Linked DNA regions of Homo sapiens: region 1 is linked to region 2. Evidence: read pairs that join two places in POLR2A ChIA-PET (ENCODE). Cell type or tissue: A673. All regions are shown on one strand. Each heading gives the region's core, and the rest is flanking DNA. Links, peaks and the distances in the headings are about the cores only.

Region 1 (5,376 bases), core at 321-5,320, 54 kb after region 2:
GTTTCTCTCTTGTCACCCAGGCTGGAGTGGAATGGCGCAATCTCCAGTCACTGCAACCTCCGTCTCCGGGGTTCAAGCCATTCTCTAGCCTCAGCCTCCCAAGTAGCTGGGATTATAGGCGCCTGCCACCATGCCTGGCTAATTTTTGTATTTTTAGTAAAGACAGGGTTTCTTTCTTTCTTTTTTTTTTTTTGAGACAGCATCTCACTCTGTTGCCCCGGCTAGAGTACAGTGGTGCGATCTCAGCTCACTGCAACCTCCGCCTCCCGGGTTCAAGAGATTCTCCTGCTTCAGCCTCCTGAGTAGCTGGGACTACAGGCACGTGCCACCACTCCCGGCTAATTTTTGTATTTATAGTAGAGATGGGGTTTCACCATATTGGCCAGGCTGGTCTCGAACTCCTGACCTTGTGATCCGCCCACCTTAGCCTCCCAAAGTGCTGGGATTACAGGCGTGAGCCACCGCGCCCAGCTAAAGACAGGGTTTCACCATGTTGGCCAGGCTAGTCGCGAATTCCCAACCTCAGGTGATCCACCCATCTCAACCTCCCAAAGTGCTGGGATTACAGGTGTGAGACACTGTGCCCAATCAACCTCAGCCTTCTTGACATTTTGAGTTGACTAATTCTTTTTTTTTTTTTTGGAGACGGAGTCTCATTCCAGGCTGGAGTGCAGTGGCATGATTTTGGGTCACTGCAGCCTCCCCCTCTTGGTTCAAACGAATCTCTTGCCTCAGCCTCCCGAGTAGCTGGGATTACAGGCACCTGCCACCACGTTCGGCTAATTTTTGTATCTTTAGTAGAGATGGGATTTCACCATGTTGGCCAGGCTGGTCTCGAACTCCTGGCCTCAAGTGATCCACCTGCCTCGGCCTCCCAATGTGCTGGGCTTATAGAAGTGAGCCACCGTGCCCGGCCTTGAGTTGACTATTTGTTGGGGCTGTTCTGTAAGATGTAGATACCTGGCCCCACCCAATAAATGCCAGTATAGCACCCTCACCCCCACTCCCAGTTGTGATATTCAAAAGTGTCTCCAGACATTGCCAAATGTCTTCTCGGGGACAAAAATCATCCCTAATTGAGAACCACTGATTTAGTCTATTGTTTTTACCTGCTACAGAGTATTCTGTGGTTCCGTGGTCCATCCACCAGTGTTAGACAACCAGACAGCTTCCAACTCCCAGCCTCCACAAACATCACTGTGATGACCACTCTCATACATGTCCCCTATGTGCTGAAGAACGAGATGATAGCCAGGCTTGGGTCTGAGTCCCTCTAGGTAGAGGGGAGGGGATGCACCCCAGGATGGAGCAATCTTGGGCACTACAGAATCACCCTTGATTTCTGTTGTTCAGTGACTGTCCATTAAGCTATTCCTATCAGCTGCTCTGAAAGAAGGAGGAGGCAGTCTCTCTAGGTTACAGCCCATTAGCCCAAGGAGCTTGGAGAGGGTAGGTGAGGAATGATTGCTGGCTGGACAGCCTGAACCTGTTTTATTAATTTCTCAACACTGGAGGGAGTTGTTAAAGGGGCAGACATGTACTGTAGGGAGAGGTAAGACTGGAATTGAAAAGCTTTTCTCCAGCATGCCCTCCACTGGGCCTCTGGTTCCTCTTTCTGCCCCAGGCTGTAGTCTCCTTCTTCCCCTAGACCAGTTCTAGACAACCTTTGGGTTATTCCTTCTTTTGTTTGCTTCTTTCTTCTGGTTGACTTGAAGGAAGTCAGTGCTTATTCCCTGTCTTGACAGCGCTTCCAGAATAGTCCTAGAGTCCACCTCCCCCTTCAATCCCTATTGTCTTTTTTTTTTTTTTTTTTTCCCAAAACGGAGTCTTGCTCTGTCGCCCAGGCTGGAGTGCAGTGGCGCAATCTCAGCTCACTGCAACTTTCGCCTCCCAGGTTCAAGCGATTCTCCTGCCTCAGCCTCCTGAGTAGCTGGAATTACAGGTGCCTGCCACCAAGCCTGGCTAGTTTTTGCATTTTTAGTAGAGACGGGGTTTCACCATGTTGGCCAGGCTGGTCTCAAACTCCTGACTTCAGGTGATCTGCCCACCTCGGCCTCCCAAAGTGCTGGGATTACAGACGTGAGCCACCGCACCTGGCCTCAATCCCTATTGTGACTAATTCAGTTCAAGCCTTTATCATCTCTCACTTAGACTGTTGTAATAGCTTCCATCCATGCCTCCATCTATCCCCGACCCCAATCATCTCGCTACACAGAAGTCAGAGTGATGCCTAATAAAACGAAAGAGTATTAATGGCTGTCATCAAATGAGAATTCGCTGTGTATCAGGCACCCTACTTATATTTCATCAATCCTCATGACAATCCTACAAAAATAGGTTTTTTATTCTGTTTTGACAGACAGAGCAGGTAAGTAACTTACCCAGGACACTTGGCTGGTGAGAGGCAGAGCTGAGATAGTTTCATTTGTTTCTAAAATCCAGAGCTGCTTTACTCTTTCAAAAATCTCATGTGATATGACTAGTTTACTCAAAAAAATTAAAAGAAAAAAAGAAAGAAATCTCACTGCATTATGCTCAGGCTGAAAACCTTTTGGGATTCTTCCCATCACCTACCCTAGTGGTTTGCAAACCGGAGGAGCTCTTGGGGTTCCCTGGAGGTTCCTTAGGGTTCACCATGGGAAACAAGTAGGGGATAGGAGCTGGTGGGCTTCTGGGCTGGCCTCTGGCACCCACCAGGGTGTGCTGCTATTGATCGTTTTATAGTTGGGCTTTTATGCCAGATTAATAACAATAATACTGTACACTGGATAACTTCCAAGCCAAAGACACTTATTTCTCACAGTCTGGAGGCTGGGAGGTCTGAGACCAAGGTGCCTGCAGGTTTGGTGTCCTTTGGTTCATAGTCAGCTGTTTTCTTTCTGTGTCCTCACATGGTAAAAAGGATTTGGGAGCTCCCTGGAGTCCCTTTTGTAAGGACACTAATCCCATTTATGTAGACTCCACCTTCATGACCTTATCATCTCCCAGAGGCCCCACCTCCAAATAGTATCACATTAGGGATTAAATTTCAACATATGAATTTTGAGGAGACAAATATTAAGTCTATACCAATGCTGTGTGAAGAAAGGGCTCTGCAGCTAAAACAAATCTGAAAGCCACTGTTTATTGGTTAGAGCTCAAACTGCTGCCCCTCCTCCTCTCCTCACCCTTCTCTCCTTTTTCTTCTTCCTCTTTACCTGAACATAATACTTTTTTTAAGTTTTCTTTTTTATTGTGGTAAAATATGCATAACATAAAATGTACCATTTTAGCCATTTTTATGTGTATCATTCAGGGGGATTAAGTACATTTGTAATACTGTGCAATCATCACCATATCTGTTTCCAGAACTTGTTTATTATCCCAAACTCTGCACATTTCAAATAATAACTCTGCACTCCCCCTCCCCAGCCCCTGGCCACTACAGTTCTACTTTCTGTCTCTATGAATTTGACTTCTCTAGATACTTCATATAAATGGAATCATTTGGCACTTGTCATTTTGTGAGAGTTCAGTCTTCTCGACATGAGGTAGGAGGCTTTCCATCACTGGCCCACTTCCCTCTCCAGGCTCACCTCCCAGAATGTCCCTCTCTCACTTGGCACTTGGTTCAGAGACACTGATCTGCTGGTGATTCCCTTGTGCACACCATACCTGCGCCTTTGCACCTGTAGTTCCCTCCTGGGATTGCTTTCACTGTTAGCACCAACTTAGGAAATCTTCTTCCCTGTTTCCTCTGTCCCTCCTGACACACATTTTCAGTTGGGTGCCCCTCTGTGTACCTGTTCCTACCTCATCATTGCACTTCTCATATTGTAATGTTAAGTATAATTATCACTTGCCTGGGAGAGTGCCTTTTTAAGGACAGAGATGATAATTCATCTTTGAAGTTCCTGCAGTACTTTATGCCTGGCACAGATCTGAAATGGTAGCAATTCCTCCCATGATATGTATGAGTTAAGACTGAAATAAAAATTAGGCTATTTCTGAATAGCTTTCAGAGATTATTTCTGAAGGTAGCCACATTTGTGGAAGAAGTGAATTGCCTCCCCAGGAAATTGCTTGTGTAGGCAAGTTTTGGTACCTTTATGAAAAAGCTGTAGTAGACTGCGTGAGGTTGCTCATGGGTGTGATCCCAGCACTTTGGAACACCAAGACAGGAAACTTTCTGGAGCTCAGGAGTTCAAGACCAGCCTGGGCAACAAAGCGAGACTCCTGTCTCTACAAAAAAATAAAAAATAGAATATTAGCCATGTGCAGTGGTGTAGGCCTATAATCCTAGCTACTTGGAAGGCTGAAGCAGGAGGATCACTTGAGATTGTGAGTCCAGTATTTCAAAGGCACTCCACTGCACTCTAGCCTGGGCGACAGGGTAAGTCCCTATCTGTAAAAGAAAAGCTATGAAAACCTATGCCATTATTTACTGAAGATCATCAGAGAGAACAAATCATTTCACACAGGTTAATTTTCCAGATAATTTAAAACTCATTCTTTTAAGCATTAAAATTCACTTTTTTTTTTTTTTTGAGACAGAGTCTCGCTCTGACACTCAGGCTGGAGTGCAGTGGCATGATCTTGGCTCACTGCAGCCTCCGCCTCCCGGGTTCAAGCGATTCTCCTGCCTCAGCCTCCTGAGTAGCTGGGATTACAGGCGCCCGCCACCATGCCAGCTAAGTTTTGTATTTTTGTAGAGAGAGGGTTTGACCGTGTTGGCCAGGCTGGCCTTGAACTCCTGACCTCAAGTGATCCACCCACCTTGGCCTCCCAAAGTGCTGGGATTACATGCTTGAGCCACTGCTCCCAGCCTAAAATTCACTTTTAAATCTAGTTGAATGACACTATTTATGTAATGGATTGTTAACTTCTGCTAATTCATTTATTTATAATTTTGGCAGCAATTCTTTGAGGATTAATTGGTTTGTACTGAACAACTGTCTTAGGGTAGGCCAAGCCATTTAGTTACTTATTGGGTCCATTTGCAACTAATCCTGGAGATTTTGCCAAGAAAAAAAAAATTACTTAAAAATTTTCATGGCATATTTAAGACAAATATATGAGACTACTCTTTTGATAAACAGTACCTTTATCGTGGTATCATGTTTTCTTCATGATTCAGGATCATCATCATTCACTTTTTTCTGCTGAGAGGCAACAATACGTTCATGGGCGTTGATATGGATTATTTGTCTGATTTTTTTCAGCCTTTTTTCTCCCAGGTTGTCACATGTGATTTTTTTTTTTCTGTTACCAATCATATCTCTGGAACCCTGTGTTCTTTCTAAATTATGATTTCTACTGTATTAACACCGTAGAAACCAGATAACTCAGTTTCTTAGAATTGCTTGTAGTCAAAGTATAAATAGACCCCAAATAAAG
Region 2 (5,376 bases), core at 300-5,299:
AAAGGCTGAGGCAGGTGGATTGCTTAAGCTCAGGAGTTCGAGACCAGCCTGGGCAACATGGTGAAAACCGGTCTCTACTAAAAATACAAAAATTAGTCAAGTGTGGTGGTGAGTGCCTGTAATCCCAGCTACTCAGGAGGCTGAGGTGGGAGGATCGCTTGAGCCTGGGAGGTGGAGGTTACAGTGAGCTAAAATTGCACCACTGCACTCCAGCCTAAGTGACAGAGTGAGACCCTGTCTCAAAATAAATAAATAATCACTTATATAAAAAATATAAAAAGTCATGGGTTGCAATATAAAGGGCATGAGGCCAGACGTGGTGGCTCACACCTGTAATCCCAGCACTTTGGGAGGCTGAGGTGGGTGGATCACCTGAGGTCAGGAGTTCAAGACCAGCCTGGCCAATATGGCAAAACCCCGTCTTTACTAAAAATATAAAAAAAGTTAGCTGGTCATGGTGGGGGGCACCTATAATCCCAGATACTGGGGAGGTTGAGGCAGGAGAATTGCTTGAGCCCGGGAGGTAGAGGTTGCAGTGAGCAGAGATCTCCCACTTCACTCCAGCCTGCGCAAAAGAGCGAAACTCCATCTCAAACAAACAAACAAACAAAAAGGCATGGTTTGCTGGTGATGAAGAGGAAGTTTTGCAGCGAGCTGGTAGTGTTCTGCATGTTCTTTCTCTCTTCCGCAAGGGTAGATGCTCCCCGTCTCAAGTCCAGGGAAAGAGCCTCAACGGGACCACTCACTAAGCTCAATGTGTACCCCCTGCAGTTGTGGGGTGTGTTTAGCTCCACTTAGGAAATCTAAAAGGTGAGCACCTTGCTGGTTATCCCTCCTAATGGAGGAGCCAAGAAGAGGTTGCCTGTGTTGGAACTAACCTGGATTTTTTGTTCTTTGGGCAAAGGATGAGTGAGTGTTTTTCTATGGACAGAAGAAAGTCATGCATGTGAAAGAGCCAGCATGGGACTGCCTAAAATTCTGAAAGCACTTCCTGGAGCTGTACCACTGCATTCCTGTGGATGACTGCAGAAGGAGACGCAAACAACCAGCCAGAATACAGAATAGGCCAGGCACAGTGGCTCACGCCTGTAATCCCAGCACTTTGGGAGGCCGAAGCGGGTGGATCACGAGGTCAGGAGATCGAGACCATCCTAGCTAACACAGTGAAACCCCATCTCTACTAAAACATACAAAAAATTAGCCGGGCATGGTGGCAGGTGCCTGTGCCCAGCTACTTGGGAGGCTGAGGCAGGAGAATGGCATGAACCCAGGAGGCGGAGCTTGCCGTGAGCCGATATTGTGCCACTGCACTCCAGCCTGGGCAACAGAGCAAGACTCTGTCCTAAAAAAAAAAAAAAAAAATACAGAATAGAAAATATCTCCTTCTGCCAGGCATGGTGGCTCACGCCTGTAATCCCAGCACTTTGGGAGGCCGAGGCGGGTGGATTGCCTAAAGTCATGAGTTTGAGACCAGCCTGACCAATAAGGTGAACCCCATCTCTACTAAAAATACAAAACACTTTGGGAGGCCAAGGCTACCAAATTACGAGGTTAAGAGATGGAGACCATCCTGGCCAACATAGTGAAACCCCATCTCTACTAAAAATACAAAAATTAGCTGGGTATGGTGGCGTGCACCTGTAGTCCCAGCTACTCAGGAGCCTGAGGCAGCAGAAACGCTTGAACCTGGGAGGCGGAGGTTGCAGTGAATCGAGATTGCGCCACTGCACTCCAGCAGCCTGGTGACAGAGCGAAACTCCGTCTCAAAAAAAAAAAAAAAAAAAAAAAGAGCTGGGTGTGGTAGAGAGAGCCTGTAGTCCTATCTACTTGGGAGGATGAGGCAGGAGAATCGCTTGAACCTCGGAAGTGGAGGTTGCAGTGAGCCAAGATCCTGCCACTGCACTCCAGCCCAGGCAACAATGCGAGACTCCATCTTGAAAAAAAAAAAGAAAAGAAAAAAAAGAAAATATCTCCTTCTTGGCCTAGCGGTGGCTCACGCCTGTAATCCCAGCACTTTAGGAGCCTGAGGCGGGTGGATGACGAGGTCAGGAGATTGAGACAATCCTGGCTAACACAGTGAAACCCCATCTGTACTAAAAATACATTAAAAAAAAAAAATTAGCTGAGTATGGTGGCATGTGCCCGTAGTCCCAGCTACTTGAGAGGCTGAGGCAGGAGAATCACTTGAACCTGGGAGGCGGAGGCTGCAGTGAGCTGAGATCATGCCATTGCACTCCAGCCTGGGCGACAGAGAGAGACTCCATCTCAAAAAAAAAAAAAAAGAAAGAAAGAAAAAAAAGAAAAAAAGAAAATATCTCCTACTTTCTTAATAAACTTTCCGTTTGAGGCTGGGCGCGGTGGCTCACACCTGTAATCCCAGCACTTTGGGAGACCGAGGTGGGCAAATCACGAGGTCAGGAGATCGAGACCATCCTGGCTAACATGGTGAAACCCCGTCTCTACTAAAAATACAAAAAAATTAGCCGGGCGTGGTGGCGGGTGCCTGTAGTCCCAGCTACTCGGGTGGCTGAGGCAGGATAATGGTGTGAACCCGGGAGGTGGAGCTTGCAGTGAGCCGAGATCGTGCCACTGCACTCCAGCCTGGGCGACAGAGCGAGACTCCGTCTCAAAAAAATATAAAAAATAAAAAATAAACTTTCAGTTTGGTGTACCACATTCTCCAATAGTTTCCCACCAAAAGGATACATAGCAAGTCATTTTCTGAGAACTTCTGTGCTCAAAAAAGTCTTTATTTTACTCTTATATTAACACTTTTCCTGGCTATAGTGTTATGATTGAAAAATAAGTTTTCATCTGAATTTTGAAGACATCCTTGTATTGTCTCCTAGATTCCCATGTTGTGATTGAAAATTTCATTGCCATTCTCATTCTTACATGTTTGTGATCTACTTGCTTTTTTTCCTCTCTGGAAGCTTTTAGGATCCTTTTAAAAATTTTCACAAAATTTTACAATGTGTGCCTTTCTTTTTAATTGTGGGCTCTTTTATCACGGAGACTCTCACTTTTAAATTCTGGGAAGTTTTGTATTGTTGTTTCTTTGAGAATTTCCTTTTATTTATTTATTTTTTTGTTCTTCTTCTTGTGACAGGGTCTCACTCTGTTGCCCAGGCTGGAGTGCAGTGGTGTGATTATAGCTTACTGCAGCCTCAATCTCCTGGGCTCAAGCAATCCTTCCAACTCAGCCTCCTGAGTAGCTGGAATCACAGGTGTGCACCACCACACCTGGGTAATTTTTTTTTTTTTTTTTGTAGAGATGGGGTTTCTACATGTTGCCCAGACTGGTCTTGAACTCCTGGGCTCAAGTGATCCTCTTGCCTCAGCCTCCCAAAGTGCTGGGATTACATGTGTGAGCCACCGTGACTGGACCCATTTCTTATCCTTTTTCTTTTTTTTTTTTTTTTGAGACGGAGTCTGGCTCTGTCGCCTAGGCTGGAGTGCAATGGCGCGATCTTAGCTTACTGCAACCTCCGCCTCCTAGGTTCAAGCAATTCTGCCTCAGCCTCCTGAGTAGCTGGGATTACAGGTGCCCGCTACTACGCCCGGCCAATTTTTGTATTTTTAGTAGAGACGGGGTTTCACCATGTTAGTCAGGCTGGTCTCAAACTCCTGACCTCAGGTGATCCACCGGCCTCGGCCTCCCTAAGTGCTGGGATTACAGGCATGAGCCACCACACCTGGCCCCATTTCTTATTATTGTCTCTAAATGCCTAAAAGTTGAATGTAATATTTTTTGGATATATATATATTCTAATTTTCTTATTATCTCCTATTTTCTTTTTTTAAACAGAACTACTTTATTAATCTTAGAAATCAGTAATTCCAAGGGGTACCTTAACCCTGGCTCATGTTGTCAGCAGTACACTGACTTATCTCTTCTCTCTGGGAAACCTGTGATGAATGCTCTTTCTCCTCCACAGACCTTCCAAAAAGAAAAGAGCAACTTTGGTAGATGATTATGTTGTATCTCCCATTTTCTGTCTCTTCGTGTTCTTGTTTTACTTTTTGATAGAGCTTCTCAACTTTATCTTCCAATCTTTCAGTTGAATTTTTAATTTTTGCTGTCATCATTTAATTTCCAAGAGTTTGTGGTTTTTTGTTTTGTTTTGTTTTGTTTTTAATAGGGTCTGGGTCTGTCACCCAGGCAGGAGTTCAGTGGTACCATCACAGCTCTCTGCAGCTTCAAGCTTTTGGGCTTAAATGATCCACCCACCTCAGCCTCCCAGCGTAGCTGGGACTGCAGGTGTGTGCCAACATGCCTGGCTGATCTATTATTATTATTGTTTTAGAGATGGGTCTTTCTATGTTGCCCTGGCTGGTCTTTAACTCCTGGGCTCAAGCAATCTTCCCACTTTGGTCTCACAAAGTGCTGGGATTACAGATGTAAAACACCACACCCAGCCAGTTTTTTGTTGTTTTTGTTGTTGCTCTCTGATTATTTTCTTTGTACACTGTGCTCTTCTTGTTTCATGATATTAATTATTATCTTCGAAGTTTTCCTTTAGTCCCTGCTTAGTCTATGTTTGCTCTGAGTTCATTTTGTTCTCTCTGGTGGGTTGTTTTGGCTTCCGACTTTCCACAGGAGGCTTCAGCTTCCTCATTTCCACTGTCAGTTGCCATGTGTTTGATTACTTGTCTCTTCCAAAATGTGGTTGACATCCTTGTCTACTGTTGTCTTTTCTTCTGTTGTCTTTGTGGGTTTAAGTCTCTTTTGTTGTTGTTGTTGTTAATTTGTTTACTATTACTCACTGGGATTTTGGAAAGGAACAAATATAAACACATCTGCTCAGTACAATATGTTTCAAAATGACTTATTTGATGTGTGATGAACTAAGATCTAAGGGAGTGAGGTGAATTGCCCAAGCACCAAACTCTAGTGTGTGGCAAAACCAAGCTAGTACTTAGTGCTTCTGTTTTCAAGTTCAGGGTTATTATTATCAATTTCTGCTTTCCCACTCCTCCCTTTCTACCACTAGCGCTTATAACTATCCAGTAGTCTTCCTATGTATTATTTATTTGCTCATTTCCCCACCCCATCTTCCATGCTATATATATGTAGTACGGGGACAGTGTCTGACACAGAGTAAGCACTCAGAACTTAATGATTGAATGAATGAATGAAAAGGTAAGTGGCCTGTACCTTAGATTTCCCCTCACTTAGGATTTTGCTTTTGAGAAAAACACCTTCTCCAAATGATGACTGGTGGAAGGCATACAGACATTTGACTTGTGGTTTTGGAAGAATATGCCTAATCTTCTTAATTGAAAAGCAGAAAACAGGGTGATTAACGGTATGAAATTAAATATATGCACCTATTATATACCCACAAAAATAAGAAAAAAAGAATATGAGATTTG

The links. Peaks named below come from ENCODE experiments on the same cell type or tissue, not always from the same donor. Only the 100,000 strongest peaks of a DNase experiment are listed, where the experiment ranks them.
Region 1: POLR2A ChIA-PET joins it to region 2 with 5 read pairs; 6 of 35 experiments call an interaction of 5 or more read pairs at or near these places.

What each region holds. Positions count from the first base shown.
Region 1 is chr11:107,846,080-107,851,455 of GRCh38, reverse strand. All of the region lies in intron 1 of SLC35F2 (solute carrier family 35 member F2), which reads left to right. Among named protein-coding and RNA genes, the nearest start is that of SLC35F2, 10 kb to the left of the region's middle. In A673, for the core only: no CTCF peak of the experiment used is centred there; no DNase peak of the experiment used is centred there; H3K4me3 peaks cover 518 bases; H3K27ac peaks cover 1,740 bases.
Region 2 is chr11:107,900,037-107,905,412 of GRCh38, reverse strand. No RefSeq gene overlaps it. Among named protein-coding and RNA genes, the nearest start is that of RAB39A, 26 kb to the left of the region's middle. In A673, for the core only: no CTCF peak of the experiment used is centred there; no DNase peak of the experiment used is centred there.